Linked DNA regions of Homo sapiens: regions 1, 2, 3, 5 and 6 are each linked to region 4. Evidence: read pairs that join two places in POLR2A ChIA-PET (ENCODE). Cell type or tissue: MCF 10A. All regions are shown on one strand. Links, peaks and the distances in the headings refer to the core of each region. The heading gives the core; the rest is flanking DNA. Region 1 overlaps LINC00243 (long intergenic non-protein coding RNA 243). Region 2 holds the start of C6orf15 (chromosome 6 open reading frame 15). Region 3 overlaps LINC00243 (long intergenic non-protein coding RNA 243). Region 4 holds the start of VARS2 (valyl-tRNA synthetase 2, mitochondrial). Region 5 has its middle 43 kb from the start of C6orf15. Region 6 has its middle 32 kb from the start of C6orf15.

Evidence for each region. ChIA-PET counts read pairs that join two places held together with the same protein. Peaks named below come from ENCODE experiments on the same cell type or tissue, not always from the same donor. Only the 100,000 strongest peaks of a DNase experiment are listed, where the experiment ranks them.
Region 1: POLR2A ChIA-PET joins it to region 4 with 11 read pairs; 21 of 35 experiments call an interaction of 5 or more read pairs at or near these places.
Region 2: POLR2A ChIA-PET joins it to region 4 with 15 read pairs; 6 of 35 experiments call an interaction of 5 or more read pairs at or near these places.
Region 3: POLR2A ChIA-PET joins it to region 4 with 27 read pairs; 21 of 35 experiments call an interaction of 5 or more read pairs at or near these places.
Region 5: POLR2A ChIA-PET joins it to region 4 with 81 read pairs; 20 of 35 experiments call an interaction of 5 or more read pairs at or near these places.
Region 6: POLR2A ChIA-PET joins it to region 4 with 34 read pairs; 23 of 35 experiments call an interaction of 5 or more read pairs at or near these places.

The regions. Positions count from the first base shown.
Region 1 is chr6:30,817,805-30,822,560 of GRCh38, forward strand. All of the region lies in intron 1 of LINC00243 (long intergenic non-protein coding RNA 243), which reads right to left. Among named protein-coding and RNA genes, the nearest start is that of LINC00243, 10 kb to the right of the region's middle. In MCF 10A, for the core only: a CTCF peak has its summit at 4,315 (motif pointing right); DNase peaks (open chromatin) are centred at 827, 1,697, 2,607 and 4,327.
Region 2 is chr6:31,111,885-31,116,640 of GRCh38, forward strand. It overlaps C6orf15 (chromosome 6 open reading frame 15), which reads right to left and starts at 691. Exons shown (of 2, transcript NM_014070.3): 1 at 605-691; 2 at 1-407. The coding sequence starts at 671. PSORS1C1 (psoriasis susceptibility 1 candidate 1) reads left to right here and starts at 2,916. Exons shown (of 6, transcript NM_014068.3): 1 at 2,916-3,007. CDSN (corneodesmosin) reads right to left here. Exons shown (of 2, transcript NM_001264.5): 2 at 3,203-4,756. The coding sequence ends at 4,141. In MCF 10A, for the core only: a CTCF peak has its summit at 3,341; DNase peaks (open chromatin) are centred at 2,867 and 3,267.
Region 3 is chr6:30,826,070-30,830,437 of GRCh38, forward strand. The region is part of intron 1 of LINC00243 (long intergenic non-protein coding RNA 243); the gene reads right to left. Among named protein-coding and RNA genes, the nearest start is that of LINC00243, 2.4 kb to the right of the region's middle. RefSeq lists enhancers at 1,163-1,663, 2,463-2,757, 2,637-3,536. In MCF 10A, for the core only: a CTCF peak has its summit at 2,599 (motif pointing right); DNase peaks (open chromatin) are centred at 1,102 and 2,582.
Region 4 is chr6:30,912,096-30,916,656 of GRCh38, forward strand. GTF2H4 (general transcription factor IIH subunit 4) reads left to right here. Exons shown (of 14, transcript NM_001517.5): 10 at 1-51; 11 at 233-363; 12 at 1,015-1,062; 13 at 1,214-1,292; 14 at 1,716-2,011. The coding sequence ends at 1,888. It overlaps VARS2 (valyl-tRNA synthetase 2, mitochondrial), which reads left to right and starts at 2,143. Exons shown (of 30, transcript NM_020442.6): 1 at 2,143-2,249; 2 at 2,715-2,942; 3 at 3,061-3,142; 4 at 3,260-3,360; 5 at 3,651-3,772; 6 at 3,886-3,952; 7 at 4,057-4,154. The coding sequence starts at 2,742. In MCF 10A, for the core only: CTCF peaks have their summits at 1,979 and 3,583 (motif pointing right); DNase peaks (open chromatin) are centred at 2,146 and 3,596.
Region 5 is chr6:31,067,116-31,071,871 of GRCh38, forward strand. No RefSeq gene overlaps it. Among named protein-coding and RNA genes, the nearest start is that of C6orf15, 43 kb to the right of the region's middle. RefSeq lists enhancers at 2,967-3,931, 3,932-4,756. In MCF 10A, for the core only: CTCF peaks have their summits at 1,943 (motif pointing left), 2,144 and 3,760; DNase peaks (open chromatin) are centred at 1,916 and 3,726.
Region 6 is chr6:31,077,748-31,082,503 of GRCh38, forward strand. No RefSeq gene overlaps it. Among named protein-coding and RNA genes, the nearest start is that of C6orf15, 32 kb to the right of the region's middle. RefSeq lists an enhancer at 1,485-2,017. In MCF 10A, for the core only: a CTCF peak has its summit at 2,215 (motif pointing left); a DNase peak (open chromatin) is centred at 2,224.

The DNA.
Region 1 (4,756 bases), core at 487-4,486, 94 kb before region 4:
TTTTCCATGTTTCTCAGGCTGGTCTTGAATTCCTGGGCTCAAGAGATCCTTAGGGAAACATTCTACCAAACCAGAAGTGATGGATCAACTCCCAGCAAGCCTTTAGTGGGCATTGTTCTTTTCAGGGAGCTGGATAGAAGAGGGGTCTCGGAGCCACAACACCCGTGCTGCCCATGATGGTAGAAAAGGGAAGTCTAAAAAGAGTTTGGGTCTGAACTGGGGCCTAGGAAAAGTTAATGGGGCAGTGATTTTGGCCTTTTCTACCCACCTCCTTGTAATAATATTATTTTAACAATCTGGCTGGGTATGTGGCTCATACCTATAATCCCAGCACTTTGGGAGGCCAAGGTGAATGGATCACCTGAGGTCAGGAGTTCAAGACCAGACTGGCCAACATGGTGAAACCCTGTCTCTACTAAAAATACAAAAATCATTCGGCCGAGGTGGTGGTTGCCTGTAATCCAAGCTACTCGGGAGGCTGAGGCAGGAGAATCGCTTGAACCTGGGAGGCGGAGGTTGCAGTGAGCTGAGATTGCGCCACTACCCTCCAGCCTGGGTGACAGAGGGAGACTCCTTCTCCAAAGAAAAAACCTAACCGCCCCCCCCAAAAAAAACCAATCAAACAAAAAACCAATCTTACCCCCATGACGTTGCCTCTCTCTAGCCTCCCAGGGTATTTCTGTAGTCTCAATATTTGGCCTTAGCTATAAGAAAATTTCCTTACCATTACTCTTTATTGTGCAATTCTCTGAAGATATTCTTCTGATGGCATTCTTTCCTCTCCATTCCTTGTGTGTCATCATTATTTCTTGCTTATTCCTGTCTTGTGCTTACTTCCTGAAATCTGATCTATCCTTTAGGCCTATCTCAGAAGCCTTTATGAAGCCAGCCTGCACGGAGACACTTTCCTTCTCTGGAACCCATGGCACTTAGCTGCTATGGCTTTTGTGCTCATCAGCAAACTGGAATGCGCTTCCATTAGACTTATCCTTTCACCTTAGATTCCTTAAGGCAGGAACTGTCCTGTACTTAGCCTTGCTCTTGTCATGTTGTATTTACTTGATAATTATTCCTTGAATTTAACTGGAAATTCCGGTTTGGAAGGAGAGGACATATATACACGAAGCATGGTATATTTAAATAAACTGGAGTTAATTTTCCTTCAGAAATACCTCCTATTTAAGCCTTTGCCACACAGGTATAGGCCTGGAAATAAAAGGTGTGGCTAAAAGCTACCTGCTCAGAGAACTCTTTTTTTGTTGTTGTTGTTTTGAGATGGAGTCTCGCTCTGTCGCTAGGCCGGAGTGCAGTGGCGCAATCTTGGCTCACTGCAACCTCCGTCTCCCGGGTTCAAGCGATTCTCCTGCCTCAGCCTCCCGAGTAGCTGGGACTACAGACATGCGCCACCACGCCCGGCTAAATTTTTGTGTTTTAATAGAGACGGGGTTTCACCCTGTTGGCCAGGCTGGTCTCAATCTCCTGACCTCGTGATCCGCCCGCCTCGGCCTCCCAAAGTACTGGGATTACAGGCGTGAGCCACCGTGCCCAGCCCAGATAACTCTTTTCTTCAGATTTTCTTTACAGATTCTTCAAGCTGTAAAATAAATGAATACCATCTCTCATCACCTATACCTAGGAAGTGCTGAGTAACTCTTTCCTGTGGACCCACTGAGTCAGAGGTTCACATCTGGTTGGGCAAGTAGTGGGTGTGATCAGTGATGAATATTCTTTGGTTTCAGCACCAGCATCAGCTATTTATATGTCAGTGATGCAAATCTCCATATGCAGAGTCCTTGATACTGTTCGGAGTGCTTCCATACCCATGCCCAAACTGGACCCAGCGGGGGTGGCTGCCGAGAAAAGAAACTTGACAGAGCAGGTTCAAAGGGTCCCTGGTTTCTTGCACTGGAAGAATTAGGGTGGGAACACAGTGGGAGAAGAGAGGTGGAATGTCACAGTTCTGACAGCCCTTAGCATGGAGATAGCCAGCAGCCAATTAGATATGGGAATCGGAAGCCTAGCAGAGAGGATAGCTGGAGAGTACATTTCAAAGTCACTGCCATATAAACAGGAATTAAAACCCTGATAGTGGGTGGGATCGCCTGGGAGAGTACGGAGGAAGAGGAGGATGGATTCAGAATGGAGTCCCAGTGCTTGGGTAGTGCATGGAGGACAGGACCCCTGAACAGGCCGGCAAAGTGTGGGTAGAGAGGTCAAGGAGAGAGAGGAGAAGTTACTGTAGAAATCGATAACTTCAACAAATGAGAGAGAGGTCAGCTGTAAGGTAAGAACCAAGAAGGGCCCACTGGATTTGGCGTGGAGCAAAGGGATGGAGTGAGTGGAGTAAAAGCGAAGATGGAAGGTGGATTTCAGTGGTGCCAGAGGGGAATGGTAGTAAGGAGAGCGTAGTGGACATGGAGATGTGCTGCTCAGATCTCCCCCAAGGAAGGACTTGTTGCCCAGCTATGGGAGAGCAGTCAGCAGACAGCCTCCAGCCATCAGCTCCTTCAGGGTCCCCTGGCTGCAAAGAGCTGCCTGGTCCCTCTTCCTGGTCACACCCTTTCTCCTGGCAGCTCCATGTGGTGACTAAGCAGGGCTGGATATAAATGTCTGGCTCTTTCAGTTCAACTTGCTTTGCTTTGATAGACAATACTGCCCCAAGCTCTCTGCAGAGTTATGAGAGGTGTGGTTGGGCCTGCAGCTCAGTTTAACTTCTCCCTCTGCCCACTCCTGCTTCCTTGCCCTTATTCACAGGTGTTAATACCTAATTAACATCTTGCATCCCAACTTTATCTCAGTATCTGTTTCCAGAGAACATGGTCTCCAACAGAATCATGGGAACAAGTCTTCTGAAGAGTTTGAGAGCAGGAGTCGAGGGACGGGAAGGAGGTGTTAAAAAATTAGTAGGGAATGGTGACACGCCTATAGTCCTAGCTATTGGGAGGCTAAGGTGAAAGGATCACTTGAGCTTAGGGGTGACTATACTCAGCTCTTCTCGGGGCTCACGAAACACTTTACAAAACATCTTTCTGTATCTCATTTGAGGGTTTTTGCCTACAGTCATTGCCAAGGCCACTTATCTGTAGTTTTCTTTTCTTTTTTATTTTTGAGACAGAGTCTCGCTTTGTCACCCAGGCTGGAGTACAGTGGCCTGATCTTGGCTCACTGCAAGCCTTGACTTCCTGGGCTCAAGTGATCCTCCTGCCTCAGTCCCCCAAGTAGCTGGGACTACAGGTGTGCACCACCACACCTGGCTAATTTTTTTTTTTTTCTTGAGATGGAGTTTTTGCTCTTGTTGCCCAGGCTGGAGTGTGATGGCACGATCTCGGCTCACTGCAGACTCCACCATCCAGGTTCAAGCAATTCTCCTGCCTCAGCCTCCCGAGTAGCTGGGATTACAGGCATGCGCCACCACACCTGGCTAATTTTGTATTTTTAGTAGAGACAGGGTTTCTCCATGTTGGTCAGGCTGGTCTCGAACTGCTGACCTCAGGTGATATGCCTGCCGCGGCCTCCCAAAGTGTTGGGATTACAGGCGTGAGCCACCGTGCCCAGCTAATTTTTGTATTTTTTGTAGAGATGGGGTTTTGCCCAGGCTCATCTCAAACTCCTGAACTCAAGTAATCCACCTGCCTCAGCCTCCCAAAGTGCTAGGATTACAGGCGTGAGCCCCCACACCTGGCCTGATCTGTGCTTTTCAACATTCATCTTTTTTTCCATCTTTGGGAATCAGAGCCACACAATCTCCAACTTCTAATACCTTTCTGCCTCTTTGTGATTTCTCAGAGATCGTTGATAGTGACTTGGAGATACTCTCAGTTAATTTTTATTTTGGTACTTAGGAATGTAATCCATTCAGACCAGGAGGTTTGAACACATTTGGAGCAGCTACTCTTGCTGTTATTATTATTTTTTTCAGGTGTTATGGTGATTCCCACTTAGCAGTGGCCGTTCTGCTGTTTCCTAGTCAAATTCCATGCTGCTTACTGATAAGCTGGGGGCACTGGCTTCTGCTCTTGCTCTTTCTTCTGGAAACATTATTCTGTTCCTTTGGACATGGGCAAGGGTCCTGTCCCTAACTTGTCCTTCTTTTTCTTTTGATCTTAACCAGTTTCACTTGTACCAAGACCAAACTTTCTTACCTTTCCATGCAGGGAAACAGGCACCATCAAGATCAATGCCCTGGTACTCCTTATGTAGTGAGTGATAGATGCTCACGGAAAATGGGGAGAAAACTAAGGGGTGAAAGGGAATAACTCTAAAAAGGACACGTTCACACTTTCTGACAGCATAGTTGCATGTTTTCAATTTATTTTGGCCACCAGATGGCATAACTGGGCTCATTAAGATAAACAAAGAGAATGGCTACTACTCTGAAAAAACAAAAAAAAAAACTCTAGATAATTAATGGTGAAAATGCCCCTGAGAAAGCTCATTTCTAATTCTTACTCCTAGCTGGCTTTTTATACACAGGCAGGGGAGACCCATCTTTGGAATTTTAAGGTTCAAAAAGGAATTTGTCTGTACCTGATGGCCAGAAAACCACACTGAAATCGTCAACTGGCATTTAGAATTGTCTGTTCTAAGAGTTAGAAATGAGCGTGTCTCTACCTGCTTCTAGCACACACCTTCCTTTGAGGTAAACTCCTTACTGTTGAGCCCTTGAATCTCGGAGTGGATGAAGAGGGTGATGAGGGATTGTAGCTAATATTAGCATTGTTGAGCTAAAATACCATCATATTTTGTCAGGAGAAGT
Region 2 (4,756 bases), core at 684-4,683, 200 kb after region 4:
ATCGGGAGAAGACTCCCCAGGCAAAGGGCCACTGCCCGGAGCGAGGGCCGCAGCACTGGAGAGGTAAGAGAGTTCTTCAGGCAGCGCTTCCCCCAGGCGGTCCTCAGCCGCAGCAGCCATCATCTGCCAAGGATCCTCAGGGGGCCAGGAATCCATGGCAGGCAGCCCCCACGATGGAGGCCACCTCTGCACTGCAGAACCTCCTGCAGGTGGGAAGCCATCTGATGCAGGCACGCTGAGCTTCAGAGGAACCCTTGCCAAGTCATTAGACCTAGGGTCCAGAGCGGGCTGCGGATGTTCAGAGTTAGAGGGGCCAGTGGAGGAAGGTTGTCCGAGCTGAGGCAAGTTGGTCCCCAAGTTTTGGGAAACTTTCTCCTCCACAACACCGATGCTCCGGGCAAAGAGGCCTGAGGGAAAGGGAAGATAAAGCAACCAGTGGTCTCCAGTCCCCGAGTCCCCAGTTCCCTTTGCTTCCCCTATGCCTATTCTTCCTTTTCCCTCAGGGACCTAAATGTGTACCCTCCTGCCTTTACCCCTTTCCTTAATTCCTGTTTCCTGGGGGACCTCCAGTCCCTCCTGCCCAAGGGCATCACGGCCTCCATACCTGGGAGATGAAGACAGACCAGGAGCAGGCCCAGAGGAGCGCAGCTCCCTGCCACGCGGCCCTGCATCCTGCTCAGCACCCGATCTCCCTCAGCCCCAAGACAGCCAGCCCTTTATCCTGGTAGTGGGGTGGGGGACAGCAGAAACAGGCTGGGCTAGTGGTTGTGAAGACAATAAACCTCCACATTCCACCCTCATTCCTAATGTGGTCTGTGGCAACAGGTGTCACTTGAATGAATGTCCCAGAGGAAGCTGGGTGTCTCCCGCCCTGGCTCCTTTCCTTGACCTCCCTGCCCCTTCTTGGCCCAGGTGTCCTGGCTCACAGCTCATCCCTGGTTGCCAGCCTCCCCAGCCCTGCTTCTCTATACACAAGGACCTCCACCCTGGGGTCCCACTCTCTTAATTGCCTCTCTCAGCAACAGAAACACTTGTTTCTTTTTGGGAGCTGGATTGTTTCCTCCCAGCACCCCTTTCTCATGCATCCTCATATCTCCTTCACCTTGGCCCCAACCTGCAGGAGGTTCTGGGGTGCAGAAGTGGCCCCATCTGAGGAGCTGCTCCTACATGAGACCCTGGATCTAGCTAGGGAAATGGACCTGGATGCCATCCTTATGAGATACTGACTAATTCCTGCTGCTGCAGTGACAAATTACCATGAACCGAATGGCTTACAACAACATGGATTTATTACTTTACAGTTTTGGAGATCAGAAGTCTAAAACAGGTCTCAGTGGATTAAAATAAAGGTGTCAGCAGGGCTGTGATTCTTTCTGGGGGCCTCAGGGGAAAATCCCTTTCCCTGCTTTTTCACCTTCTAGAGGCATCCTGTGTTCTTTGGCTCATGGTCCCCTTCCTCCATCTCCAAAGCCAAAATCAGCCATTTCTTACACTGTATCACTCAGACTTCCTCTTCTGCCTCCCATGTCCACATTAAGGGACCTGGTGACTACACTGGACCCACCTGAATAATCCATGATAATCTCTGTGAAGTCAGCCGAATAGCAACCTTAATCCCATCTGGAACCTTAATTTCCCTTTGCCATGTAACCTAATTCCTACGTTCCAGGGATTAGGATGTGGACATCTTTGATGGTGTTGGGGTTGAAGACATCATTCTGCCTGCTACTGGTGGTCAGATGTGCCATAGAGTATAAGAAACCTTGGGAGAAAGTGGCTATTTCCAAGTAACAGTAGAGGAGAGCCTTTAAATGCTGCTGTCAAATGGCCAGGACTTGATCCTTGTTGAAGCTGGGCGATGAGAATGTAGAGATTCATTAACAGTTTGTTGGCTTTTAAATATGTTTGCAAATTTTATTATAAAAATGCAATGGCTTTGTTCTCTCCATGGCTTCCGGGAGGCCCCAGGAGTAGGCTTCCCTGGCTGCCCAAGGTCTAAACATGAGCTGTTGGCTGATTCTACTGCTGTGTCCTCCCCACCTGCCCCTGCTGGCTTAACCACTGGAGGAGTGAAGAGCTCCTCTCCAGAACTGGCAGTGGATGGAGCCCAGAGGCCTTTTTGGATGACATGCATGAGTTTTACACAAGCTTTTAATTTGGAGCACAGCAGGAGACTCGAGGAAACACCACATCAGAGAGCCTTCTCTCCCTGCAATTCCCATTCATGAAGCATCTGAGGACCTCGATTCCTGCCATTGGCTGCAGATCAGGGGCCAGATGCTGGACCAAGGGTGATTCAATCCCTTTCTGGTCAATGTAATACATTTTTGCTGATTCCAGACTTGGAGTTTCAACAGTTCTAAATTCAGGACCAGACAGCACCACCCTGATAGGAGGGAATGGGTTAAGTGCTACAGTAGGGGTGAATTCCTTTGCAGCCAAGCAGAGGCTCTGAGAGGTGGCCTGGGGTGGGGGGTGGGGCTCCTACAGGGACAAGCACAATCCACTCTGCCCTCCTTGGGATGCGGGAACTTCGTCCGCCTCAGCCTCTCCCTGCCTGTCTCAGGACTTAAGTCGCATGGACCCCACCACACACTCCACTTTCTCTCTCTTCTCCAGTGGAAGCGACTCCTCTTTCCCACTGGGGCACTCTGCCTTCTCAGCCCTCACCTGAGAGCCATGTTGCTCACACTCTCACTCTGGACCCCAGCAGAGCAGGGAGTGTGAAGATGGAGAGACCACCGGCAGCTCTGTTCTGCCACAGGCTGGGCCTCTTGATCTAGGCCAGTGAGTCACCCTGCTTGGCTGCACTCCCTGCCCTGCTCCCATCCTCTCAGTCCTTTACTCTCTCCACCCCCAGCTCCAGGAACAACGCCCAACTGGCCTCCTACTCAGCTGACAGGAATCTGGTTGGAGTTGTTGTGTCCCAGCCTTCCCAAGCTTCCAGGTGTCCCAGAAACCCAGGAAATCGAGACTCATGACTCCCAGAGAGGATGGCATCTAGAAGGTGAGGAATGCTAATGGTGGAAGAAAAGGAGTTTGGGTGGGGAGGGGAGGGGAGGGGAGGGAGAGGAAACACTGAGGGCCCTAAATAAGGGGAAGGGGGACCCCACGGTGAATGAGGAATGGGAAGAGAATGGATTTCCTGGAGCAATGAGAGAGGAGGGAAATGGCGGAAGGATCTGGGAGGCCAGGCAATCTCTGCTTTCAGTTCAACAAATATTTATTGTCTTCCTCCTCTGTGGGAGCAGCTGGAAGGTAGAAGAGAAACACAGCCCGCTTTTGAAGGAAAATGAGGAACACAGAGACCTCTAGAGGCGTAGGAAGAGCACCACCCAGACTCTCAGAGGAGACCCAGGACTCCAAGAAGGCAAAAAGTCTGCACCTAGTCCCCACAGTTTACTGAGCCATCTGTCCAGGATCCAGGGACAGCAGGGAGCCTGCTTCAACCTCTGAGGGTGCCCCAGTGTCTCCCTCACCCAGGGAATCATCTGAGCACTGAGGGAAGTGGCCACAGGAAGGGGCTGAGATAAGGGCCTTGAGAGGCAATGGGTGTGTTGGGGACGGTGATCTAGGAGGGCGTGGTGAGCTCTGTAATGGAGGGTGGGGTGGAATTGGGAGCGAGAGCCCAGTGGCATATTGGGTGGGTTGACTAGATGTCGAAGAAAGGTCAGTGAAAAGTGGCCACTGTTTCCAGATGATGGTTTGACTTTGCTTTATTTGGTAAAGGGGAAGAGGAAGGTATAACTTCTTCAGGCGTCAGAGGTGCTCTGAGAGCATTTCAGGGGTTTCCCAGTTGAGAAGCTGATGGGGGTGTTACTCAATGGACCATTTCCACACAGTAGAGGGAATTGTAAGGGGTGGTGATCTGGCTGAGGGGCACTGTGGTGGAATGGGAATTTAAACAGTAGGAGAGAATCAAGAGAGGAGCTTTGAATCTACCATTTTGAGAAGAGGAAGGAGGAAGGGGTGATAAGAGAGAGTCTGCAACCTTGGGGTAGTGGAGAAAGCAGAACCACTCTTTTGGGAAGGAGGGAAACTGAGCTAACCCTATGCCTGGGCACTGGACTTCTCCCATATGGGATATAGTGTATGTGCTTGTTTGTGCCCAAGGCATGCACACACACAACAGTTGACTTCTTATGGACTGTTGAGTAACTCTCCTTGGGGTAGGAAAACTTCAGGGTCAGCTAGCTGGGGCCCCAGAGGCTTCACTTGGGCTAGGATATCCCGGATGGAGCGGCAGGGGATCTTTCCAGCACTGCTGGAGCCACAGGGCTTGGCACCAGCGGAGGGATCAGGATGGGGAGAGCCATCGGGGCCCCCAGTCAGTGTCAAGGAGGAGACAGACATGCAAGGGTGACCAGAAGAGCTGGACTTGCTGCCACAAGGCTGAAGGATGATTTTGCCACTGGATTGGGAACTGGAGCTGCTGCTGAAGGAGCCGGTGCCTGGTGGGGAGCAGGGGCTCTGGGAAGCACTGCCGCAGGGATGGTAGGGTAAACCGGAGCTGCTGGAAATGCTAGAACTGCTGGGGACTCGAGAACTGGAGGGAGAGCAGGGTCCCTTGGAGCCCGTGGAGCCGCCTCCACAGAGCTGGACCCCACCAGTCCCCACTGGCTGGAATGCAATGGCCGAGGAAGCTGCCGACTGGCTGGGGATGATGGGGTTGCTGGAGAAGTATTTGCCCTCAGAGATGGGGGGCCCAGCTGCAAAGGAAGGGACCCCTGGAGAGCCTTTCACAGGGTTCTCTTTG
Region 3 (4,368 bases), core at 369-4,368, 86 kb before region 4:
CTGTAATCCCAGCACATTGGGAGGCCGAGGAGGGTGGATCACTTGAGGTCAGGAGTTCAAGACCAGCCTGGCCAACATAGTGAAACCCTGTCTCTACTAAAAATACAAAAAATCAGCTGGACATGATGGCCTGTGCCTGTAGTTCCAGGTACTCAGGAACTCGAGAGGCTGAGGCAGGAGAATCGCTTGAATGTGGGAGGTGGAGTTTGCAGTGAGCCAAGATTGTGCCATTGCACTCCAGCCTGGGTGACAGAGCGAGACTTTGTCTCAAAAGAAAAAAAAAAAAATTTAAAAACTTTTTGTAGTTAAATCTATGCATATATTCCTTTCTTTTGTTGGCCTATTGTTTCAGTTAATTTGTTTTTTTACTTTTTTCCCATGTTTTACTTATTACTTTCATATTTCTTGTATGATATTTATCTTAAAATCTAGTTTTATTTTTCTTTAAGAGACTGGGAGTCTTGCTATGTTTCTCAGGCGGGTCTCGAATTTCTGGGCATAAGCGATCTTCCTGCCTCAGCCTCTCAAGTAGCTGGGAATTACGCCACCAACACACCTGGCTTCTTTCAGCTAATTTAGAACATCCTACCCTTTTCAGAGATTAAAAAATATTTAGATTTGCTCAGGATATGTTAGATGAAGTGAGGATTTACATCTACTATATGTATTTTCCCAAATATTAATAATTATTTCTCCTGAACCATTTATTGCATAATATTTTTCTGTTCCATTGTTATATGACAGCACGTTTCTGCCTGGTTGTAATCTCATAGTGGCTTGATTTTTAAGTGAACATTATATGTTTAACTGCCTCCTTGAGGATACTGAAGACTCTTTCCAATGATTATATTCTTTTCACTTCACCTGTCATGCATCAAGTGTTGATGTTGCTGGCTGCCTTTCTCAGTGTTAGTTTTTATGTGTTTTGGAATTTCAGCTTCCAGGTTCATTTCCAGGCTTTCTCTGTCTCCCTTCTCTTGTTCCTCACTCCTCCCTGCCTAGTGGCTGTGCAGTTGCCCTTCCCAGGGGCCAGTGTTCAGGACTAGGTCTTATATGGCAGTCGGGGCTCCTGCCCTGGGATAACCCTGGGAATGACTCACATCCAGCCCCATGGCTGTGGGTGGCTCAGTTAAGCCCAGGTGTGGTGCCGTTTGGTAACCACGGGCCTCCCTAGGCCACAGTCCCAGGCGAAGTTAGTAGCAAGCTATTTCAGTCTTCTTGAAGAGGGTGGAAGTGTGGGCAAGAGGGGAATCTGAGTCCCTAATATTTTCACAGTGACCATGACACTGGTCCCCCACCTCAGTGGGCAATTTAATTCTATCTCACCACTCAGTACTCAACAGGACTTGACTTCCCAGCTGCCTTTAACTGTACCCTGAGTCAGAACCCAACAGGCCACAGCTGTAGCCCTGTTCATCTTTTGCATTTATATTCAGTTTCTGGGAATATCTTTGGGGATATTCTCCCTTTGTGGAGCATTGCTTTTTAATTTTCTCTAATATTATATCTATCATTGCTCTGTATTGAAAGCCCCTGGGCTAGCCTGTTTCACTTGTGTCTATTTTTTAGAAGCATTTACTGTAGCTTTATACTACATATTTGGGGATCACTAACAATTTTTTCCGGTCACACTCTAATCACTTTCTCAAGGCTGGATCAGGTGCGAGACTCTGTAGCAGTAACCTGAAGTTGAGAATTGAGGAAGTAGTGCTGCTATGAGAGGAGACCTGCGGTGGCATCCCTAGGATGGGGTGCTGGTGGGGGGTGGGTGGCAAGGGGGAAAGGGGGTTTCTGCCTAAGGGAGTTTCTGCTCCATGCCAGCACTTCATCAGAGGTCTTGAGCCAGGGTGGAATCCAGCTCCAGGGAGCATATGAGAGCAAACAATGGAAGCTTGACATGATCACTGGATGAACATCTGAAGTTTCATATGTGATGGGATCTCCCCAGAAAACAATAGTGCACATCACAGCCAGGAGGCACCCAGAGCATTGTGTTGCTGTGTTTTTTGAACCCAGTGAGTTAACTGTCCAGTGTTCCACATCATTCTGACCTGGGTCAACAGATGGAGGCAGGGCACACTCTTGGCTGTAGCTCGATCCGCCTCTCCTGCTGCAGCAGGACATTTCTCAGTAGCACAGGCAAGGTGCTCCGGGCAGGGGACTGCATAGTAAGTGGTGCCTCCTTTGCAATATAAGCCAAACAAGGCTTCCTGCTGGAGCGCCTCTTGGCTAATTCAGGGGCATGAGAGGCAGCATCTAACCTTGCCCAGGGGCCCTGGCTCCCCTTTACTATGGGGGGTGGCCTGTGATCAGGCCCAGTGGGACTGAGGAGCAAATGTGGACAGTCTTCCCCGGCACACATCGGCTGACCTGCATGCCCAGACTGTCTCCTGGGGCGCCTGTACAAGTTGGTCCTAGAATCCAATTCTTCCTGGAACTGGGTGTCATTTCAGGACAGAGAATACCGGGAGTCATAAATTGGCCCTGAAGCAAACGAAAGTCTTCCAATCCTGCATGACATAGCAGATTGTTTTGCTTGGGGCTTTGGCTTGGTCTGGGGCGTGCAGTTCCATGGGGGAACCTCTGGCAATCCCACCAGGGGGAGCCCTTTCCCCATCTTGGGGCTGTGGATCTCAGCTTTCCAGAATATTTGTGTGCATGTGAGTGAGCACATCTGACTTAATTTTTATATTCAGTATAGAATCATGACTCAGCTTTCCCTGTTAATGTAGTCAACTTAAGCTACTGCCATGGTTCAGGTTCCATCATGCTTCAAATATAGTTTATGACTGTAGTTACGTAGTGTGGCAGCAACACAGGGCAACTTGGGGCTGGGGAGAAGTGAGCGTGTCTTTCCCTCCCCAAATGCAGTCATTTAGCATCTTCCTCTTTCAGAGTCCTGTATCCCAGCGATGGGGATCAAGATTCAGACTTAAGGACACCCTACCTGGACCTTGGCAAGGAGATTTTTACAGTGGGAATCTGGTCCAGCCTCTCTCTGGCCCCAGGCCTCTACTGTCCACCTTTTACAAATGCCACATGGTAAGGAGTCAACTGAGCTACCTTCCAAGGAGCTGGATTGGTCTCCTGGCTCTGCCTGACCTTCCTCAGCCCCTCCGCAACCCCCACCTGCTCGCTTCTCCTTCACCTCCTCTCCTGTTCACCTGTACCTTCTTTCCTTAGATGTGGCCACACTCTGTTCCCCCAGGCAGCGTCTTCACTGAGTAGTCTTTGAACCATTAACCACCTGCAGCCCTATCCATGTTCTCTAGGGCACCTGCAAGAGGAGGAAGGGGAATTTGCTGATAGCCACAGCTGTGCATCCTACTGGAGGTGCCTTCCGGAGGGCAGCATAGTTAATCTAGACACCCAGCATTCTCAGTCCACTTCCATGGCCTTCTCTTCCCATTGCCTGGGTCTCAAAAGGCCCAGGACAATCTCATGAGGTGGACCGAGCAGTATTTGGGGAGGGAGGATAGAAAAGAGACTGGGATATCTTTAATTAATAGATACTATTAAAACCTCCTCCCCAGCAGCAGTAGTAGGGATCGTTAGTGGCAGCAAATCCATAGGGGTCTGCAGCAACCTCAATTCTTGCCTCTTTGGTCACTTACTGGGATCTTATTGGGAAACTGCTGATCACCAGTTTCAGATGTTTCTATTGGGAGACTGCCTGTCTCTGGTGCCAGCTGTGACCAATTATTTTAGAGAGCCCGTTAACAACTGCCTGACCCTCACCTGATGTTTGCCTGACATTCCTGTGGGTGTGTGTCTGGGGCGCCCTCTCCTGCCCTGCTCATCCCTGACTAGCTACTTACTCTAACAGGATGAGAAGACATACAAAATAGAGGCTACTTTAAAAAAAAAATTCTCAGAGTGTAGTGTGTAAACGTTCACCTCCACTATAAAGACCTCCTTGCCAGGGGTAGGAAGCCTTTAGTCTGAACCTTGAGCTCCGTCGCTGGGATACAGGACTCTGAAGAGGAAGACGCTAATGATGACATTGAGTTGACTCCACAGCATCTCACAATTCTTTCTTTTTCTAAGTCATCTGCATTTAGTATCCACTGACCAAGCAGGCAGGAAATGTAATTGAAGTTTTATTAGGGACTCCCCTATCTCTTCTCCTATGGGGTCCAGTGACCATCCCAGGGGTCTGACCCAGCCTAGAACATTCAGAGTCTGGGCCTCTGACCTTCAGACACAGCTGATATGAATGGGAGTCTTTGTGGTTAGTAAGGCCAAGGTTCTTAGCTAGTTTCCTTTGGAATCCCTGACCTCCCTCCATCCCCACTGTTGTGTGTGTGGGGTTCTATGTGGGAGCAGGGCTTCTCCTCACTACTCCAAGGACCCCCAAACCACATCCCT
Region 4 (4,561 bases), core at 562-4,561:
AGCCAGGTTTCATTGTCGTGGAAACCAATTACCGACTGTATGCCTACACGGGTGAGGCGGGACAGAGGGCCCCTGGAAGAGGAGGTTGGGGGTGAGGGAATGCCAGTTTATGTTCGTGTTTACCTGGCAGTCTACAGAGCTCTCTGACATTTCTCATGACACTTGAAAGAAGGGCTTGAGGGAGTCTGGGTGTGGGGGTGGCCTCCTCATCCTCTTTCTATCCCTGGCTCAGAGTCGGAGCTGCAGATTGCCCTCATTGCCCTCTTCTCTGAGATGCTCTATCGGTTCCCCAACATGGTGGTGGCGCAGGTGACCCGGGAGAGTGTGCAGCAGGCAATCGCCAGTGGCATCACAGCCCAGCAGGTATTCCCACTTGGGAGAGGTGGAGCAGGAAGACAGGCTGCACTTGGGCTGCGGGGGACAGGGGTCACATTATGGAAGGCTAGCTCTGAGTCTGTTATAATAGGTGGTGGTGAGTTGTCTGTGTTTGAAGAGAAATGAAGGCTTTGGGTGTGAGAATAGGTAGACCCTTGAGGGGAAAAAAACATGGAGGGAGGAGGTATAGATCTGGATTTGTGCCTCGGCACTGCCACATCCTAACTGCGTAAACTAGACATAGTTGTTTTGCCTCTGTGAGCCTCAGTTTCCTCATCTAGTAAATGACAGTTCTTACCTCAGGGTTGCCGGGATAATTCATTGGAAGAATAGGGGCAAAGCATTGAGCTCAGCACCTGTCATGCAATAAATGCTAAAAAAAGAAAATAGTAGCTGCTGCTATTTTAAAGAAAGAAAAACAAAACATTACTGGAAAGGGCGAATGTGCCAGAAAAGGAATATCCCACGTTGCTGGGAGCAGCAACGTGGGATAACAGCTGAACTGGGATGGGTGGAGTTGATGACAGGAGTTATGAGTTTTTAGAATAAGCTGATGTTCCAGTGACATTAGGTGACAGCTCAGATGGCTTTCCTGCCTTCTTGCTGGAGCCCTCATGCCATTCTTGTCTGTTTTCCTAGATAATCCATTTCCTAAGGACAAGAGCCCACCCAGTGATGCTCAAACAGGTATAGACAGGCTCCAAGATGTCAGAGGCTGGCAGCTGGTGATGACATGATGGAAAAGAAAAAGGGGCATCCAAATCTGGGGAAGAAACAGAGGGCCGGGTTGTCTGGGGCAGTATTCTGAGTCCCTACAGTCAACCCTTGCTCCTTGCAGACACCTGTGCTGCCCCCCACCATCACCGACCAGATCCGGCTCTGGGAGCTGGAAAGGGACAGACTCCGGTTCACTGAGGGTGAGTAGCTTCTGGTGGCCAAGTCTTGGTCATTGGCCAGAGAAAGGGCAGACAGTTCAGTCTGCATTTTATTTTTTACTTCATGGACTAGGAGAGAAAAGCTGGCAAGACAGTTTTTTGTTGTTTTGGGGTGAGTCGGTAGTAAACAAATCGTCCCAAATCAATGCACTTTGGATTTGGCTAGGTGAGGGAATAATTCACAGTAATTTGTATTAGGCCTTTCTGAATATGGCTGGATCACACTGGTGTTAAGATGAACCCCTGAGCAGACAAGCATAGAGAATTAGTTTGTAAAATTGCGGTGGGGGCAAGCCCAGACCGCGTCCAGGGCTGCCACCAAGGAGCTGGGGGGATTCCCAATAGGAGCTCCGAGCTTCACTTTCTCGTCTTCTCCCCGCGCCCCTCCCGTCCTGCCGACCCCAGGTGTCCTGTATAACCAGTTCCTGTCGCAAGTGGACTTTGAGCTGCTGCTGGCCCACGCGCGGGAGCTGGGCGTGCTCGTGTTCGAGAACTCGGCCAAGCGGCTCATGGTGGTGACCCCGGCCGGGCACAGCGACGTCAAGCGCTTTTGGAAGCGGCAGAAACATAGCTCCTGAGAGCGCGGGACTTGGACACGGACCTCGGCGGGCGGGACTGGGCGGGGCGGGGCATCAGAACTCAGGTGTTTTTTATTTACGCGTCAGGGCTTTTCTTGTTTAATAAAGTTATGATAGCTAGCAGTGCGGTCCCGGGCGCCTCCCCGTGGGGTTTGCCTTCGCGGCGGACTCGCTCCTCTGGTCTACAGCCTTTGGACCGGTAGGGAGAGGGTGGGGCCAAAGCCAGCTGCTGCGCATGCGCCGGCCGGGGCCCCGCCCCCATGCGCCGCGCGGCTCCAGGGCCACGTTCCAGGGTCGGGTTTGGTGGATTCCTCAGTCCCTGCCGCCGCGGGGCGCCCTGGGATAGCGGCGGGGCCTCCTGGTGAGCGCGCGCCGGGGCGGCCTCCGGGAAGTGGGAGACGCTGCGGGTCCTGGGCCCAGGCCTTGGGATGGGCGGGAAGGCTTGGCCGCGCCGGGCTGTGGGCACTGCAGGAGGCCCCTGTGCAGGTGGAGATCGCCGCGGCCCTGGCGGGACTCCTTGCTGGCTCTTGGGCGCGCTGATGCCCATCATCTCCCTGAGTTTCTGAGCCCTATCTCTCATGTGTCAGTGGTCACCGCCGAATCCAGACACTCCGGCCCTGTTCCGGAAGAGCCCTGATATCCGTGGCTCCATGGCGCTGTCTGTCGATACCATGCACTCTAGCTCTCAAGGAGGAAAGGTTTTGTGGAAGGGAATAGAGACTTGGAATAACAGACCTGTGCTAATTAGAGACAGGAAAGATGGAACAAGGGGAGTGACCCTTCTCCACCCCCATATCCTAATGTGCTCTCTCTCTATCCAGAACAGATCTCGGCCCCTTTCCAAACACTCCTGATGCCTCATTTGCCTCTCGCCTCTTTTCGACCACCATTTTGGGGGCTGAGGCACTCACGGGGCCTCCCCAGGTTTCACTCCGTTTCTACACAGTCGGAGCCCCATGGATCTCCCATCTCCCGGAGGAACCGTGAAGCCAAACAGAAGCGCCTGCGAGAGAAGCAGGCGACTCTGGAGGCTGAGATAGCAGGGGAGAGCAAGGTTAGGGGTCAGACAGCTTGTCCTTGGGTTTCTGAGACTTGAGAGGGGCTGGAGGAGACCGGCTGAAATGCAGTCTGGGGTATACTGGATCCCAGCCTCTTCTGCTTTCTCTTCTCAGTCACCTGCAGAATCCATTAAGGCCTGGAGGCCTAAGGAGTTAGTATTGTATGAAATCCCTACGAAACCCGGTGAAAAGAAAGGTAAGTAGAATAAGTAAGAAGGCCTTTTCTTTCACATATGTGTTGCCCATTTGGCCTGCCGAAATGCAGCCTGGGAACAAGTTCAGTGGTTAGTGGAGCTCTCCTCTGCCTTCACAGATGTCTCTGGGCCCCTGCCTCCTGCATACAGCCCCCGATATGTTGAGGCTGCCTGGTACCCGTGGTGGGTACGAGAGGGCTTCTTCAAACCAGAATATCAGGTTAGTATCTGGCAGGGAGGGGTCCTAAATTGTCTCCAGGACAGAGTGGCCCTTGAATACAACTGGACCTCAGAGTTGAGCTCACATTGTAGACCTTGTCTTCTTTCTGGCTCTGGTGTCTCCAAAGATTTCTCTTGGCAGGTTCCCCCTGGCCAATTCCCTCCTCTCCACTCTCCTCTTATTTGCAGGACAGTTCTTCCTTGAAGTTCTTTCTGTTCTGGAGACAGTAGAGGGTGCTCTTTCCCCAATCCAATTCTCTCTTGCCCCTTTGACTTTTTTTCTTCCTCTAGGCCCGGCTGCCCCAAGCTACAGGGGAGACCTTTTCCATGTGTATCCCACCTCCCAATGTCACTGGCTCCCTGCACATTGGCCACGCACTCACGGTGGCCATACAGGATGCCCTCGTGCGCTGGTGAGAGGGGAGTGGGGGCTGCTTGAGTTCTTGGAAGGGAAATAGGAAGGGCAGGAATGAGTGAGGATAAACATTTAAGCTCAGGGGCTCACAGGAGGGCATTTTTGTTGCAGGCACCGGATGCGTGGGGATCAAGTGCTGTGGGTCCCTGGTTCAGATCATGCAGGAATTGCTACACAAGTATGTCTTTTGTTACCTGTTCCTTTTCTTGGGCAAAAGCAATTTCTTCCCCCAAAGCAACCAAGCAACCTGACTCTGTTCATTTGCCCTGAATCCAACTGCAGGCTGTGGTGGAGAAACAACTGTGGAAGGAACGGGGAGTGAGGAGACATGAGCTGAGCCGGGAGGCCTTCCTTAGGGAGGTGTGGCAGTGGAAGGAGGCGTGAGTATGATGGGCAGGACTCGGGGGGCCCAGATGGCAGATTTGGTTTCTTGCCTCCCACCACTATCACTCCTGACTTGTAATCCTTGGCTCTTCCCGACACAGCTCTGACTTCCTCAGAGATGGAAGCTCTGGAGCCTGTTAACATTTGGTGGAGTTTCTAAGCCTTATGTGTGTGGATATTATATATGCATTAGAATATTCGTGTGTGTGTGTGTGTGTGTGTGTATTTATATATATATATATATTTTCTTTCTCTTTACTTACCCCAATTTCTCTTGTCTAAATCTCACCTTCTTCCACTCGCCCATTCCCACCTTTCAATTCCCATGGAATTACCCTCATTCTTCTGGGTCTGTTATCTCATGCCATCTCTGTGAAGCATCCTTGGATTTCCCACAATATGG
Region 5 (4,756 bases), core at 292-4,291, 150 kb after region 4:
GGTTCACCTCCCAGACGGGGTGGCTGCCGGGCAGAGGGGCTCCTCACTTCCCAGTCGGGGCTGCCGGGCGGAGGTGCCCCTCACCTCCCGGACAGGGCGGCTGGCCGGGCGGGGGCTGCCCCCCCACCTCCCTCCCTGACGGGGCGGCTGCCGGGCGGAGATGCTCCTCACTTCCCAGACGGGGCGGCTGCCGGGCGGAGGGGCTCTTCACTTCTCAGACGGGGCGGCCGGGCAGAGACGCTCCTCACCTCCCAGACGGGGTCGCGGCTGGGCAGAGGCGCTCCTCACATCCCAGACGTGGCGGCGGGGCAGAGGCGCTCCCCACATCTCAGACGATGGGCGGCCCGGCAGAGATGCTCCTCACTTCCTAGATGGGATGGCGGCCGGGAAGAGGCGCTCCTCACTTCCCAGACTGGGCGGCCAGGCAGAGGGGCTCCTCACATCCCAGACAATGGGCGGCCAGGCAGAGACGCTCCTCACTTCCCAGACGGGGTGGCAGCCGGGCAGAGGCTGCAATCTCGGCACTTTGGGAGGCCAAGGCAGGCAGCTGGAAGGTGGAGGTTGTAGCCAGCCGAGATCACGCCACTGCACTCCAGCCTGGGCAACATTGAGCACTGAGTGATTGAGACTCCGTCTGCAATCCCAGCACCTCGGGAGGCCGAGGCTGGCAGATCACTCGCGGTTAGGAGCTGGAGACCAGCCCGGCCAACACAGCGAAACCCCGTCTCCACCAAAAAAATAGGAAAACCAATCAGGCGTGGCGGCGCGCGCCTGCAATCCTAGGCACTGGGCAGGCTGAGACAGGAGAATCAGGCAGGGAGGTTGCAGTGAGCTGAGATGGTGGCAGTACAGTCCAGCTTCGGCTCGGCATCAGAGGGAGACCGTGGAGAGAGAGGGAGAGGGAGAGGGAGAGGGAGACAGTGGGGAAAGGGAGAGGGAGACCGTGGGGAGAGGGAGGGGGAGAGGGAGACCGCGGGGAGAGGGAGAGGGAGAGGGAGGGGGAGAGGGAGACCGTGGGGAGAGGGAGAGGGAGGGGGAGAGGGAGACCGTGGGGAGAGGGAGAGGGAGAGGGAGGAGAGGGAGAGGGAGGGGAGGGAGAGGGAGGAGAGGGAGGAGAGGGAGAGGGAGGAGAGGGAGAGGGAGGAGAGGGAGAGGGGGAGGGGGAGGAGAGGGAGGGGGAGGGGGAGGGAGAGGGAGAGGGAGGAGACTGGATGTTTCCTTTGATCATCTATCACATCTTTGCAGAGGACATATAAGCCTGTGCATGGCTATGAGAACACAGTGGAGAGCCATGTAAATAGCTTTTGCCTTCAAGGTGCCTGGCAGAAGCGAATGAATATTGCTGTCATGTACATGCAAACGTTGTGAAATGCTTCAATGTTCCACATCTTCTTTGGAGACCTTTAAGAAATTCATGGAACTTTCAGCAGTGATATTTACCACCAACAATGTAATCAAATGGGGCAGCAAGCAAAATGAGCTACTACTAATGCACCATGGAGCAGAGGAATTTTCTCTTGCGCTAACACCACAACAGACCCATTCTTTCATTTGGATTAGTATTCACTACTTGTGCTTAGTTGCTTGCAGTGGATACCCAATTTGTGAAGTGAGCTGAGGTATAATGCAGTATTGTATACTGGAACACAGGGGCTGCAAAAGCAGAACTCACTAACAAAGTCAAATGCCATGAACGTCACAATTGATGAAAACTGGCCATTTGAAAAATCTAGATATGATAAAATTGTTAAATTGATGAGGATGAAGATTGGATTATAGTATATATTCAGCATGCAAAAACAGATAATCAGGGGAAATGCAGTGACAGTCAAAGCAACTATGGAAACAATATCCATGGCAACAAATGGCCTGGTCGGAAGAGAGGCCCAAAGACTGCCTGTGTCTTCCTGATGAAATGTCTGGTAGCCCCCTAGTGGCAATGACCGGGTAGTGGCCCTCTGCGAGATGGGCGCCTCTCTGGAGATTGAGCGCCACTTCTGAGGGCCTGGAGAAGTTGACTTGTTTTGCATCCCACGGGGTCACCCCCACCTCCCCCTTTCCTTGCACTCACTGACATGAGACACAACGTATGTCCACAAACAACTGCTGCTCCTCATTGCATCTAAAGCTCCGTTGCCGGAAAACATACCATTATTTCATGCAGCACTAAGAGGAAAACACAGCGGGTTAAACTATGACACGCCATTGATTGTAAGACGCATCCCTATTCAAGAGATGATAAATGGGAAAATAAATATATGTCTTACAACCTATAAAATATAAATGACTTTCGGCATTTATATTATATTACAGGGTGAGGTGGCTCACACCTGTAATCCCAGCACTTTGGGAGGCCGAGGCGAGTGGTTTGCTTGAGCTCAGGAGTTGGAGACCAGCTCGGATAACATAGCAAGACTCTGTATTTAAAAAATATATATATATATATGTATATATATACACACACACATATATATAAATGACTTTCAGTGATTCATTTAACATTTTCAGATACTTGTTCCCTCACAAACTAAACAACTAAACCATTAATTAATTAATTCACTCATTCTACTCACATTTATTAAGTGTGGATTATTGGACAAGCACACTGACGTCAACACTGAGGATACAGCAGTGAGCTGGTGTCCTGTCTTTAGGGGGCTTTTGTTACAGTGACTTGGTTTCTGATTATCTTTGTCACACTGAATCTGTGAGTCAGTGAGTCCGTGACCCTAAGTGAGTTTCAGAGTGAAAACAGACACCAGATAAGAAGCCAGAAAACCTGGGTTCTAGTCTAGTTCTTCCCCTTAATAGTTTATTTAATCTGTCTCAACCTTATTTTATCTACTTATAGTCTATCACGGTTAAATTGAGAAATAGTTATATTTTTCTCATAGCAGAGTCTTTCAAACAATACGCAATGACAATCAAAATAGCAAAGTAGCTGTGGAAACAGTGTCCATGGCGACCAATGGTCCCATCTTTTCTTTCTTTCTTTTTTTCTTTCTTTCTTTCTTTCTTTCTTCTTCTTTTTCTTTCTTTTTCAAGGTCTCTGAGTTTCAAGTCAAGCCTAAAAAAAATTTTAAGTTTTTTTAATTTGCTGGAATGCAGTGGCATGATCATGGCTCATAGAAGCCTTAATCTCACTGGCTCAAGTAATCTTCTCACCTCAGCTTCCCAAATAGCTGGGATCATAGGCATGCACCACCATGCCCTGCTACGTTTTATTTTTATTTTTTCAATAAAGATTAGGTCTCACCATGTTGCCCAGGCTGGCCTTGAACTCCTGGACTCAAGGTATCTTCCAGCCTCAGCCTCCCAAAGTGCTGGGATTATAGGCATGAGCCACAGCACATGGACCTCATCTTTCTTTCATGTCACTAGATCAAGAAAGCTCCAGAGTTTTTCTTGTTCCCTTCAGGTGTCAAGCAATATCATTTTATGTATATAAACATCTAATTCAGAATAGTTTCACTCTTTTTTCCTATTGTCCTGCATAAAGCTTCCCCCTCCCCAGTGGACAGACTGCAATGGGCTGGCATCTGACATTTGTCTGCAGACCTCATGGTAGGAGACAGGCTGGTTTTCTGCCCTGGGAGTGGGAGTGTAGGAAAGGAGGAGGCACTGGGGACCTGTATCCCAGGTTTTCAGGGCAAGGCTGTGTAAGTATTTCCAGCAGACTAGTGTGAGGCATGCTAGGAAGCGAGCTGATGTGGAGCCGAGCTAATCCTGTCTGATGTGGCCACCTACAGGCATCAACAGGCCTCAGCAGAGAGAAGCTGAAGTGATTACTGCATTCCTATGAGCTGTGGGAGGAATAAATCGTGGAAAGAAATCCTCATTTGCAACTGTATGGCATTAGGGGTGAGGGGTCTCGGAAGAAGCACCCAAGGAGGAGGAATCCCCTGTAAGCCCCTACCAGTCCCAGAGAATGCAAAGCCCTCTTGCAAACCGTGCCTGCTCCACGCCCCAGACCACTCCTTCCCCCAACCCTTCCCCATTCTACTCAACCTTGGAGGGTTAGAAACCACCATTAGCAAGACAGGAGAAGAAGGATAGATGCATAATGTTGAGGACCTGTTTCCCCATTTCTCATCTTCCCATCCTTGCAAAGCCCTTGCTGGAGGAAAGGAGACTTACCTTTGGAACTAAACGTTGAGTTTCTGAATTGGCATTGTGTTTGGTAATATAAAATAACTACAGGACCTAAGAGAGATCAGAACAGTCTTAGTACTGTCCATATTTTCATCTTGGAATGGGGAAAACTGGCTCCACTGAGCAAGTTAAGGACGTCATAGACTGATCTGTAGATGTTCAATGAAATCTGTAATTCAAGACTAAATAACGTATTCTTGGCTGGGCACAGTGGCTCACGCCTGTAATCCCAGCACTTTGGGAGGCCGAGGAGGCGGGCGGAGGGCAGATCACCCGAGGGCAGGAGTTTGAGATCAGCCTGGCCAAAGTGGTGAAACCCCATCTCTATTAAAAATACAAAAATTAGCCAGGCGTGGTGGTGTGCACCTGTAATCTCAGCCACTCGGGAGGCTGAGGCAGGAGAATCACTTGAACCCACGAGACAGAGGTTACAGTGAGCCAAGATCATGCCACTGCACTCCAGCCTGGGCTACAAGAGCAAGACTCCATCTCAAGGAAAAAAAACTAATTAATAATAATAACTTATTCTTGAGACACATGCGATGCAAGACAAGTATTTATTGCTAGGATCTCCTCAGGTAAGCTGTGCAGTAAGTCTGTGCTG
Region 6 (4,756 bases), core at 421-4,420, 170 kb after region 4:
GAAGCAGGCTGATTTCACATAGCAGAACCCCAGTAAGGAATGGAGAAACCAAGTATCCCAAACGTGAGTGTGCAAGAGGCCTGGAACCAGAGGCTGATGGTCTATGTAAGAAGCCACTAGAACCCTAGATCTCCTAACTCAACGCACATGGCAGAGTGACCCCCTATATTCCACCCTAATGAGTGGTTTGCTCGCTGGAGGCGTTGAACCATGCCACATCCTGGGAACCACAATGAAAATCATTTAAGGCTGGGCGTGATAGCTCATGCTTATAATCCTAGCACTTTGGGAGGCCAAGGCAGGAGGATCACTTGAGTCCAGGAATTCAAGACCAGCCTAGGCAACAGAGCAAGATCCCCAGCTCTACCAAAAAAAAAAAAATTACATATATATATATATAGCCTATGGCCTTCTGGCTTTATGTGGCCAGAAGAAAACAAAATAAAATAATTTAAAAAATAGAAAATAAGTAATAATAAAAGAAATAAAATAAGAGAAGCAATAAAAGAAAAGAAAAAGTCATTTAGGATTATGTAAAAGCCTGCCTATCGAACAGTAAGGCTTCCTGGTCCCCTCCATGAAGTTGGTTCTGAGAACTCCAGCAGCCAGACTTGCCCCAGGCCGATTAATAGAGAAACCTTCTCTGGAGAAACTGACCAGACAAGGAAAAACACCTAGGAACACAGGAGTAAGGGGGTTCTGACGGATATTAAGCTACTGTCACTTGACTTCAAAACCCTCTTCCACTCTCTCCTTCCCAGCTGGCTCCCTCTTAGGTGTAGAGGGAGGTGTCAGCACTGGAGGAAGAAGGGATCCCTTCCCTTGTTGGCCTCCCAATCCTGCCGGCATCACCACAGCCGAGGATCTTCAGCCCTGTAGCAACAGCTGGTCCAGCAGCAGTAGCAAGTCCCAAACTGTGGTTCTTCCTCACTCCCGGCAAAGGCCTCTTCCCGTGGCCTCAGTGATACCGGCTCACTGGCCAGGCTCCTCCTTAGGAAACTGAATTCTAGCTCCGTGGGGCCATCCTCCCAGATTCTCCCATTGAATAATACTGACCTCTTCCCTCAGTTCCCCAAGACTGAGGGAGAGGCAGTTGCCCCATTCCTGATTCCCACGCGTTCTACCTCTGCGGTATCTCAGTGCTCTTTTTGTCTTTTTAGATCTCAATATGTGGTTAACAATCCTTTATATAAAATTACCTCTGTCTGGGCGCGGAGGCTCACGCTTGCAATCCCAGCACTTTGGGAGGCCGAGGCAGGTGGATCACCTGAGGTCAGGAGTTTGAGACCAGCCTGGCCAATATGGTGAAACCCTGTCTCTACTAAAAATACAAAACTTAGCTGGGTGTGGTGGCAGGTGCCTGTAATCCCACTACTTGGGAGGCTGAGGCAGGAGAATCATTTGAACCCGGGAGACCGAGGTTGCAGTGAGCCGAGATTGTGCCACTGCACTCCAGCCTGGGCAACAGAGTGAAATTCCTTTTCAAATAGAATAAAATAAAACAAAATTACCTCTGTTTAAATATTTGGATTTTTTTCTTTCACCTGACTAGACCCTAATACAAGGGTCTTCTGGAGAAACAGTTCAGCCCATTTGCACTATGGTGAAGCCCACTGAAACCTCCCCCCATCCCCAACACACACACCTGGAGTTTCCAAACAGCTTAAGATCTAACTAAGCCAAGGATTACTGTATCATTCACAAAGCCCAAGCCCCAATTTGAGCAGAGAAAGTTTATTATTAGAAAGAATTATTGGCTGTAACAGGCTAAAAAGACGTGCAGAGAACTCCAAAGAATGCTGTAGGGCCGCGGGAGAGTACCCAAAGAAGGACACACGTGGAAGCATCCCCACCCCAAAGCTGGATTCAGAACTCAAGGCAGAAAGTGTGCATGTGCCCACCAGGTACCAGATTATTTCCCTGGGATGCCCAGGCCAAAGCCTGTGAACAGTCATGAGCAAGCAGGAAACTGGGGGGGTCGCGGCATCGGGAGCCCACTCACTGCATGCAAGGCCTGGGGCATGCAGGGTCCACGTCAGGGCCAGCTCGCTGGGGGAACGCATGCTGTCAGCACGCAGCTAGGACAGAGACCACCGGATGTTCCCACCTGGCCACTGATGGGCCCTGCCGCAGGAGCAACAAGAATCACAAACCATAGCTCCCGGAACCAGAGATAAAAGAAATTCTTTCCTCTGGCAGTGTCCCTCCGGCGCCCTCTACTGAGAAAGCTTAATATTGTGCTGGCTGCGAAGGAGAACCGCTTAATTCAATACAGATCAGTTAAGAGGATGGATTTACGGTTGAGAGGCAATACATTGATAAGAAACTAGTCATTATGGGATGAAAACCACTGACATGAAAGACAGGTATTGAAAACACAAGAATTAAGGAATATAAAGCCAGGCGCGGTGGCTCACGCCTGTAATCTCAGTGCCTTCGCAAGCCAAGCTGGGCGGATCGCTTGAGCCCAAGAGTTCAAGAACAGCCTGAGCAAAATGGCGAGATTCTGTGTCTACAAAAAGTACAAAAATTAGCCGGGCGCGGTGGCGTGCACCTGTAGTCTCAGCTGCTCAGGAGGCTGAGATGGGAGGATCACTTGAGTCCGGGAGGTCGAGGCTTCATTGAGCTGTGATTAAGCCATTGCCCTGGACCACAACAGAGAGACCCTGTCAAAAAAAAAAAAAAAAAAAAAAGAAGAAGAAGAAGAAGAGGAAATTTAGAGAATGCAAAGAGCCAAATAATAAAATCCACTGCAATTAATATTTTCATAAACATAAGAGACGATATTTTCTCCATGGTAAAAGAACACATTATTAAATAAAAAATTTAAAGTTGAAGAAATCTTCTAAAAAGAAGCAAAGGGTAAAGAAATGTAGATGGGACCGGGCACAGTAGCTCAGGCCTGTAATCCCAGCACTTTGAGTTGCGGAAGTGGGTGGATCACTTGAGATTAGGAGTTCGAGACCAGCCTTACCAACATAGTGAAACCCCGTCTCTACTAAAAATACAAAAATTAGCCAGGCGTGGTGGCATACGCCTGTAATCCCAGCTACTTGGGAGGCTAAGGCAGGAGAATCGCTTGAACCCGAGAGAGGTGGAGATTGGAGTGAGCCGAGATAGTGCCACTACACTCCAACCTGGGTGACTCCATCTCAAAAGAAAAAAAAAAAGGAAAAGAAATGTAGATGGTATAGAAAATATATGAAAATTAGATCATCTGGATGAATAGGAGGATTTCTAGAAAGAATAGACAGAGGGAACAGAAGGGATGAAATTATCAAAGAAATAATTCAAGAACTTTTCTCAGAACTGAGAGATATGGTTCCAAAGTGAGATAGACCTCAAGTGTCTAACAGAAGTGTCTAACAAAAGGAATGAAATCCAAGGCATACTACCATAATTTTAAAAATACTGAGGACAAAAAGAAAAATCCCAAAATTGGACAAAAAGAAAAAAACAGGTCACATGAAAAAGATCAAAACTCAAATGGTATAGGGTTTTCTCTTTTTTTCTTTCTCTTTTCCTTTTTTTTTTTTTTTTTTTTTGAGACAGGATCTCACTCTGTCACCCAGGCTGGAGCGTAGTGATACAATCATGGATCACTGCAGCCTTGAACTCCTGGGCTCAAGGGATCGTCCCCTCTCAGCCTTCTGAAAACTACAGACACGTACCACCATGCCCAGCTAATTTTTAAATTTAATTTTATTTTTTGTAGAGACGAAATCTTACTACGTTGCCCAGGCTGGTCTTGAACTCCTGGGCTCAAGCAATCCTCCCACTTTGGCTTCCCAAAGTGCTGGTATTACAGGTGCGCACCATAACACCTAGCTGAGGACTTTTCAACAGTAGCACTGGAAGCTGGAAGATAGTGGAGCAGTGCTTTCCTAATTTAGGTGTAAATTTTACAACTTGGAATTTTATTTTCAGTAAAACTATTAATCAGATGTAATCATAATATAAAAGACATTTTCAGACAAAATTTCAAAAATTGCCCTCCCTTGCCCCTTTCCTTAGGAAGTTCCATCAAAGTAAGGGATTAGATCAGGAGAGATAAAGATGTGGGATCCTCCAAAGAGTGAGGAGAATGAAAATCCCAGGAGGTTGCTGTGTAGGAGAACTAGGGATCCGCAGGTCCAGATTAAAATGGTTTGGAGGCCGGGCATGGTGGCTCCTGCTTGTAATCCCAGCACTTTGTGAAGCCAAGGCGGGTGGATCACCTGAGGCTAGGAGTTTGAGACCAGCCCGGCCAACATAGTGAAACCCCGTCTCTACCAAAAACACACAAAAGAATTAGCTGGGCATGGTGGCACATGCCTGTAATTCCAACTACTCAAGAGGCGGAGGCAGAGAATTTCTTGAACCCAGAAGGCAGAAGTTGCAGTGAGCCAAGATTTCACCACTGCACTTCTGCCTGGGTGACAGAGTGGATCTCAAAAAGAAAAAAGAAAAAAAAAAAAGGCTTGGGGCCAAAACCTCAGGGATTAAGAAAATTCCTTTACCTGGTTACAGAAAGATATTACCAAGAAAAAGAGGGAATTGATTAATTGTAATACATTAGACTGCAGAGAAAAAATAGACTTCTATAGAATCTGCTGACAAATTTGTGATAAATTCATAGACAAATGATCAAAAGAAAACCTAGTAGATCTGTATAATTCTGGATATCATTCCATAAAGCCCAGCTTAGAACCTGTGCCCTCAGCCCTTATAAAGATTTCAAAAGCTCTTAATACCCTTTGTAAAATGTCTTCCTGTT